2 separate regions of the Mus musculus genome follow, and region 1 is linked to region 2. Evidence: chromatin contacts called from ENCODE Hi-C or POLR2A ChIA-PET data. All regions are on one chromosome and are shown on one strand. Each heading gives the region's core, a stretch centred on a gene start or an enhancer-like site at or near the end of the contact. The rest is flanking DNA. Distances are from core to core; before and after follow the strand shown.

Region 1 (3,348 bases), core at 772-3,271, 47 kb after region 2:
CTCTCACGGGATGTACAGACAGGGAGGGTAATGAACACAAAGAATCTAAGGAGAAGGTTTGACAGGGCCCTTCCGTTCAGACTGTGATGCAGTCCTTAATCGCTGTCTGCCTAGAAACCCTAAGTGTTCCTGGGTGTTATTCACTTGCTTTCAAACTCTGAGAATGCTGTAGTCTTCTATTCAGACCCCCCAAACTTTATGTTTTGTCTGAAATAATCAACACTCCTACCTGTGGTGCCTTCAGAGCCTAACCTGTCCTTGTTACCCATACCAGTGACACTCAGGGCCTCCTAGTTGGCTTACAGGAGGGAACTGCCACCTTACGTAAGCATACTTTGCAAGGAGAAAGGCAGATATAAGAAGGCGTCAAACCTTCTCCTCCACCAGTGGCTGGCACACCCCGAAAGGAGTGTCCTTTCAGGGGCTCCCCCCCCCCCCGCAGCAGTTCTGCTGCGGGGAGTGGGGGAGGGGAAGAGCTTTCAAACAGTCATCTCTTCCTCTTCGGGCAGCCAACGCCGACCGCACCACCATCTCCTCCGCCCAAACCCGGTCCCCTCCCCCGCCCTGCCTGGGTCCCCGCCAAACCCCACAGGAATGCAGCCGGTCACATGCGCTGCGGCGGCGGTGGACGTGCCTCTCCCCCCGCGCCCCAAGGAGACCCAGCGCCATCTTGCCCTGACGCAGTTACAAAAGTCACAGGAGAAATTGCGCCTCCACGGCCGCACCAGCGCCCCAAAGTCTCGCAGAGGCCGAGCCAGGGCCCTCACCTCGCGCAGGGAGAGGAGCAAAAGGTCGGGGAAGAGCCTTGCGACTTCCTTCGGCACTGCTTGGGTTCCACAGAAGACGCGGCGACAACGATCACCGTCATCACTTCTCACTCTCTGCCTTTGCAACAGCCACCCCCGACGACTCTGGCCCCACCCGCTGCTGCAGCATGAGGTCATCGTCAGCCAATCCCTACGCGCCCGACAGAAATCACCAGACGCCGATTGGCTGCCGACACCGCCTCTGCCTCTCCCCACTCCTCTTACGGAGCACCCAAGGTCGTGCTGCGGGCCAAGAAGACGGAAACCGCCATTCCGGGGAAAGGCCCCCAAAGCCAGATCCGTAATCGCTGTGTGATTTTAGTGGAGAACCCTGTTTTGTTCCTTGGCCTCCCCTTTTCGGTTCGAGAAACCAGCTCTGTCCCTCCCTCGTTTAATCACCGCCACACAAACGAACTCCCGCTCCCCGCCCAGCACACTGTCCCGCGGCGGGGAATCCTTCCCCGGTGCTAAGAAGTATAGGAGGCGGCGGCAGCGACTGCACCGGCAGCGGCAACGGCAGCTTTTACCCCATACACGGTGGCAGGGAGGCGGCGCTGACGATGGCTGCAATTTTTTCTGCGGCTTCTCCCCCCGACCTCTTGCGTTTCTCGCTCCTCCATCGAGACAGCGCGGGACTCGCCAGCTCCGCTTTTATCCGGTGCCCGGAGCCTGCGCACTGGAGCCTCCTCAGCCACTAGTGGGCGTCGAGTGACAATCCGACCGGGCTCACCCTGAGCTGGCAGGCCAGGCCGGGGGGAGGGGGCTGCCGGGACTGAGGCTGCTTGGGGGGTAGGAGCAAGTGCATCACCTTAGGAAGTGATGGGAGGGGGGTCGTCCCCGTCCCTGCTGTCATCCTTCTACCCACTAGTAGCATCCTCACGCTCACCTACATCCAGGCTTGAGGGCTACTCGGGGACAACGGGTAAAGAGCCAAGCCCACCAGCTAGCAAGACCTCCCCAACCGTCGGCGGATGGATGAATGCACCTGTTGTGGGAAAGACGGAGTGTCTGGCCAGCTCGCGGCCTCTAGCGTGACGTCTCCACGCCTCGGCGGAGAGGCCGCGTCGGGCCGCAGCCCATAACCAAGATGGCGGCGAGTAGCTTCGTCCCCTCCCCCCTGCCCCTGCGGAGCGGGGCGGGCGGGCCCCGTGCGCTTGCCGCCGCCGCCGCCGCCGCTGCCGCCGCCGCCGCCGCCGTCGCCGCCGCCATTTTCCCAGAGCGAGAAGCAGTGACACTGAGCGGGCGCAGGGGGCCGAGTCGGAGATCGAGCCTGCGTTCGGGAGCGGCAGCAGAGGGGGCATAGACACTCGGAGCAGCCTCAGCGTCTCCTCGTCATTCCTGCCGTGGCCCGCAGTGCCCGACTCTTGGGTTCCCACTGAAGACGCTGCGCGCTGCTGCTTGGGGAGGGGGTGTGGAGTCGGTTCTGCGACCGCAGTGGCTGTCGTCGGGGGTCGACCGAGCGCTGAGGTGTGGAGAACCTCGCCCGGGGTCGAGCCGATAACAGGGTTCGGGTGTCTGGTGTGTGACCATCACAGGTCAGTGCCTGTCGTGTCTGTGGGTGTCGTGGGGTCCACGGTGGGGGGACTTAGGGCTCTAGGGAGAGAGGGTCGCTGTCCTTCGGGAGCCGGGCGTCCACACTGAACCCCAGGCGCCTGTGCTGGGGCCACGTCGCTTGTGGAAATGGAATTTGTCCTTTCTCCTGCCTGTCCCTGGCACTGGGGCATTATGGCGGGTTTTGGGGTTGTGGAAGGGGAAACTGGCAGTTAAACCCCCTTGAGAGTGGGAGTTAGGGAGGGGGCGCCCTCCTCCCTGGTAGCGGATTCAGGCCTCCGGGGTGAGGAAGGAGGCTTGTGACTGGTGTCGGAGAGGTCCCGCGAGCTGCCAGCTCTCCCCTCCTCCAGCTGCATCTTGTTCGGGTGCAGAGAGAAGACGTTTAGGCCCCATTTTCTTCTTCCTGCCCTTGTTCCCTGCCATTCGGTGGCATAATGTTCTCTTAAATGTGAAAGGGGTTAAAAGAACGCCTTGGGCATCTCTCTTTGTAGGAGAGAGACCGCTCCTCATCCTCTCCGGAGAGGGTAAACCCGCCCCTAAGGTGGTCACCCCAGTCAGTACCCAGCCTTCGCAGTCTCCTCCCCCGCTCTTCTTGCCTTACTGCCGTCCTTTACTGTGCCAGAGCCTTAGAATCCACAATATGGCTCATTTCAGGAAAGCTTATTTTGACCGAAGGATTGGCACCGACGCGGTGGCAGCAGACAGAGATGAGAAACAAACGGTTCCCTGTGCTAAACGGGGGAGGAGGGAGAGAAAAAACAATCCTGGGTGCTTGCCTCACTGGCTTTAGTTCCGCCTAGATCCGCCCTATCTAGACTGTCTCTCAAGAATGATCAAATTTAAAGTCAAAGGGAAATCACTGGAGTTAGTTCTAAAGTAAATTTCGGTGTTGCTTATTTTATTCATCCTTTAGAGATGAAGATAATATATATGTGTTTGCAGTTCTGGAGACCTTGGAGAAGAATCAAGTGAGGTGCATTCAGCTCTAGGT
Region 2 (3,546 bases), core at 782-3,281:
GTTCAGTGTATCCGAGTACTGCTGTATCAGAGTTCAGTGTATCCGAGTACTGCTGTATCAGAGTTCAGTGTATCAGAGTAGTGCTGTATCAGAGTTCAGTGTATCAGAGTACTGCTGCAGCAGAGACCTGGACTTTGGATCTCAGCATCTGTATCAGGCACACACAAACACACATATAAATAAAGGTAAATCTTTTTTTTTAATTGAAGGTGGGGACCTGCAGAGGTACTTAGTGCTTAAGAGTGCTGGCTGCTCTTGCAGAGGCATAGGCTCCATTCTCAGCATCCACATGGTGGCACTCAGTACCAGGGAATCTAATGCCCTCGTCTGACCTTCCTGGGCATCTGGTAATACATGTGGTGCTCAGTCATGCAAGTAAGCAAAACACTCATACACATAAGTAAATAAAAACATTTTTTTCAAAGACTTATTTATTTTTATTTTATGTGGATGAGTGTTTTTGCAGGCTCTTATGTCTAAGCCACATTTGTCCATTAGCAGAGGAGGCCAGAAGAGGGTATCAAATCCCCTCAAACTGGAGTTCGAGATACCTGTTAGCCATCATGTAGGTGCTGGGATTTGAACTCACACACGTTAAAAGAGCAGCCATATCCTGTCTTCAAAATGAAAAATTAAATAAATGAATAAATAACTGACAGGAGGGGCAAAGCCTATTGTTCCAAAGTTTCTGTGGGCCTTGGGCATGCTAGGTTATGGGGTCTGGTAAGCAGAGGTGGAAAGGTTTCTAAATGAGCAGAGCCTTGCCCTTTGATATAGTTGCCAACAACCACATTTTCTGTTCTGGGCACAGTGCCATCAAGGGTCTCAGCCACCCTCCCCCACCTTAGTGAGAAAGTATCTGCTAGCGTCTAGCAGGGTCGATGCAGGCAAGGACCAGAGTGAAAAGGAGTTCTGAGCCTGGCTTCCCTGTGGTGCACTCGGACATACATCTTCCAACCGTCATCATCTTACTCCTCTTGTCTCTGACCCCTCCTTGACCAAAGGCAACTACATCTCAGTTCCTTACTATTCGGGAGCTACTCAACAATTACACTAAGAGAGCTTCTGAGCTGGGTGGGCATGGTGGCACAAGGGCATCCCTGTAATCCCAGCACTTAGGAAGGAAAGTCAGGAGGCTCACACAAGTTCAGGGCCATCCTCAGTTGTGTGGCTGAGTTCCAGGCTATGTTACAGAGACCCCTGCCACAAAAATAAATAAATAAATAAATAAATAAATAAATAAATAAATAAATAGATAGATAGATAAATAAATAAATAAATAAATAAATAAATAAATAAAGCGAGGGAGGGAGGGAGAGGGGAGGGGAGAGGGGAGGGGAGAGGGGTGGGGGTGGGGGAGGGGGAGGGGTGGGGGAGGGGGAGACTGGTTTAGAACTTTGCCCTGACTCTGATCTTAATTCCTCCTGGCAATGGGCAAGCTGTTTCTTTTCTGAGGAATGCGAAAAGAGAATGAGAGATTTGTTATGGTGACAGGAAGATTCCAGATCAGAGGCAAAGCCCCTCTAGGGTACATACCATCTGGGGATAGTCCCTAGAAAAGTAGATACCTGCGCTAATTTAAATGTTTAACAGGAATGCAGGTGCAGATGAACAAAAGGTAGTTTCCATTAGGTAGAAATGTTTTTTTTTTCCACTTCCTGTTTCTAGTCTCTTTTTCAGTGTTCCTGTACGAAACCACGGAGTTTCAGAAGCAGATGAAATCTATCAGCGGCCTGCCCCAAGCTCCGTCAACCCTGCCAGGCTGAATGGTGCTGATTGTTCGCAAAGGGCGGGCATTTCTCTGCAAACAGAAAAGCCTGCTCAAGAAATGCCACTCACCGCCCTGTATCAGTCTCAATATTGAGTCTGAATGATTTCCCGATGGCGACTTGACCGAAATGGAAAAATATTTTTCCGTTGCAATTCCCCCGGTACTGACTGGTGTTTCATCCTCTTCCGGTCCTTGTGAGACAGCAAGAGCAGACAGAGCTTCAGCAGTGTTGATCTTCAGCTCTGAGAACAGAAGATGGGTGGGGTGCTGCGTTGCCACGCAACCAAAGGCAACACAGCTGCAGATCTCTGCCAGCTGGGCCAGCCCATTCAAACCGCAGGGAGTTTCAAATGGCTGTGTCCCCTAGGGACTGGGCTTAGCAAGCCCAGGGGGAAAAGTCAGCATTCAAATGGCTTCGATGACGATGACGCAGAGGAAGCCAAGAGGACGCTGTCAAAGCCTAGTCATCATTGACTCGAAGTTAGTATACTTGAACAGGAAAGAACTGCCAAGATCAGACAGGCAGGACACACACACACCTTTCTTTTAAACTTTAAAAGTTATTCTCTTTAAAAGAAACGTAGTTGCTTTTTAAAAAGCTATACAAAGTTCTTAATGTTTCTTTGGCAACAGAATAGAATGAAATTTTACAACTATATAAAATGTTTATTTACCGGTGTGTGTATAGCTGACTGACAAAGCTGTCTACCACCCAGCACCCTAACTGCTGAAATAAGCTACCTCATATTATAGCATCTCCAAACAGAATGAGAAGGGTACAGAGACTGGAACTTGTCTGTAGACTAGGAGGTGACTTTATTATCTTTCCTATAGTCAAAATCTGCACTCTCTGCTCCATGATGCCTCTGAATCCACTTGAGGGGCAGTGATGGTCCCTCCTCGGCCACTACCACGTACCCTGCCATATGAAAGCCAACACTTCTCTGCCTTGGTAGCTCCATGGCCACCATCTGGACAAATTGGGGTTCCGAACATTTCAGCATCTAACCTTTCTTCAGCCTAACTCGGGCTCCTTTCTCCAGTATCACCATAAGCAATACTATCAAAGAATGATTTCATTTGGTCATGTTATTAGTTGGGTCTCAGCAGGTCTTCGGCAGCATCTCCTTCACTGGTTAAGTACCAGCTTGTGAGTCTCCTGTATCTTCATCCACAAGCTTGTCCTGTTTCTCAGGTTTCTCTTCTTCTAATTTAAGTTTATTATGAGACACTCTGTCCGTTTCCTCCTTGTTAAATTGTGTGTATGCACTTGTCTTCCTCAGATTTCACTGGACCATCTCATGGATACCAAATCTTCCTCTACCACCTTGATGAGCCCCACTTCCTCCCCTCAGAGCAGAAGGAACACTTGGGACTAGAAGCCGCTTGTATAATTTCTTTGTCACTCATTTTGTTTCCCAGTCTTGGGATTTTGTGTGCTTCAGCTTTCTCCCTTCCTCCCTTCCTCTCTTTCTTCTCCTCTCCCCACCCCCCAACCCCAGGAATTCACTCTGTAACCACGGGAGGGAGAAGAGTTTGGCTGCTATGTGATGAAGGGAGTCTGAGATACAGGCTCCCAGTCCTCTCCTCAAATCACCATTAAGAAATCACTCCTCTCCCAGCCTGATTCTTCTTCCTGGGGAAGCACTAATTCGGAGTGGAATAAGTCAGAAATGCTGGAGCAGAAGTTCTTCCACATGGAGGAACTGTCAGGAGTGAGGGGGAATCTTTACAGATCCTAATAATATGCATAAAGCAACATGATGCTTGGCACA

Evidence for each region. A loop is a pair of places that touch in the nucleus more often than their neighbours do. ChIA-PET counts read pairs that join two places held with the same protein, here RNA polymerase II (POLR2A).
Region 1: a map of heart shows a loop between it and region 2 (8-fold over the local background). The contact joins the promoter of Kmt2e here to the enhancer-like site in region 2. A Hi-C loop is called at or near these places in 2 of 37 maps with a recorded cell type or tissue (both heart). POLR2A ChIA-PET finds 5 or more read pairs at or near these places in 4 of 5 experiments (Patski and embryonic stem cell).

What each region holds. Positions count from the first base shown.
Region 1 is chr5:23,432,443-23,435,790 of GRCm38, forward strand. It overlaps Kmt2e (lysine (K)-specific methyltransferase 2E), which reads left to right and starts at 2,022. Exons shown (of 26, transcript NM_026984.2): 1 at 2,022-2,341. It overlaps 5031425E22Rik (RIKEN cDNA 5031425E22 gene), which reads right to left and starts at 894. Exons shown (of 3, transcript NR_165300.1): 1 at 768-894.
Region 2 is chr5:23,385,025-23,388,570 of GRCm38, forward strand. It overlaps 5031425E22Rik (RIKEN cDNA 5031425E22 gene), which reads right to left. Exons shown (of 3, transcript NR_165300.1): 2 at 1-148. Among named protein-coding and RNA genes, the nearest start is that of 5031425E22Rik, 47 kb to the right of the region's middle. Within about 2 kb of position 2,032, at least 1 of the 3 ENCODE cell types and tissues checked has a DNase peak (open chromatin) inside an H3K27ac peak, as active enhancers do; it is heart, where a contact is called at or near this core.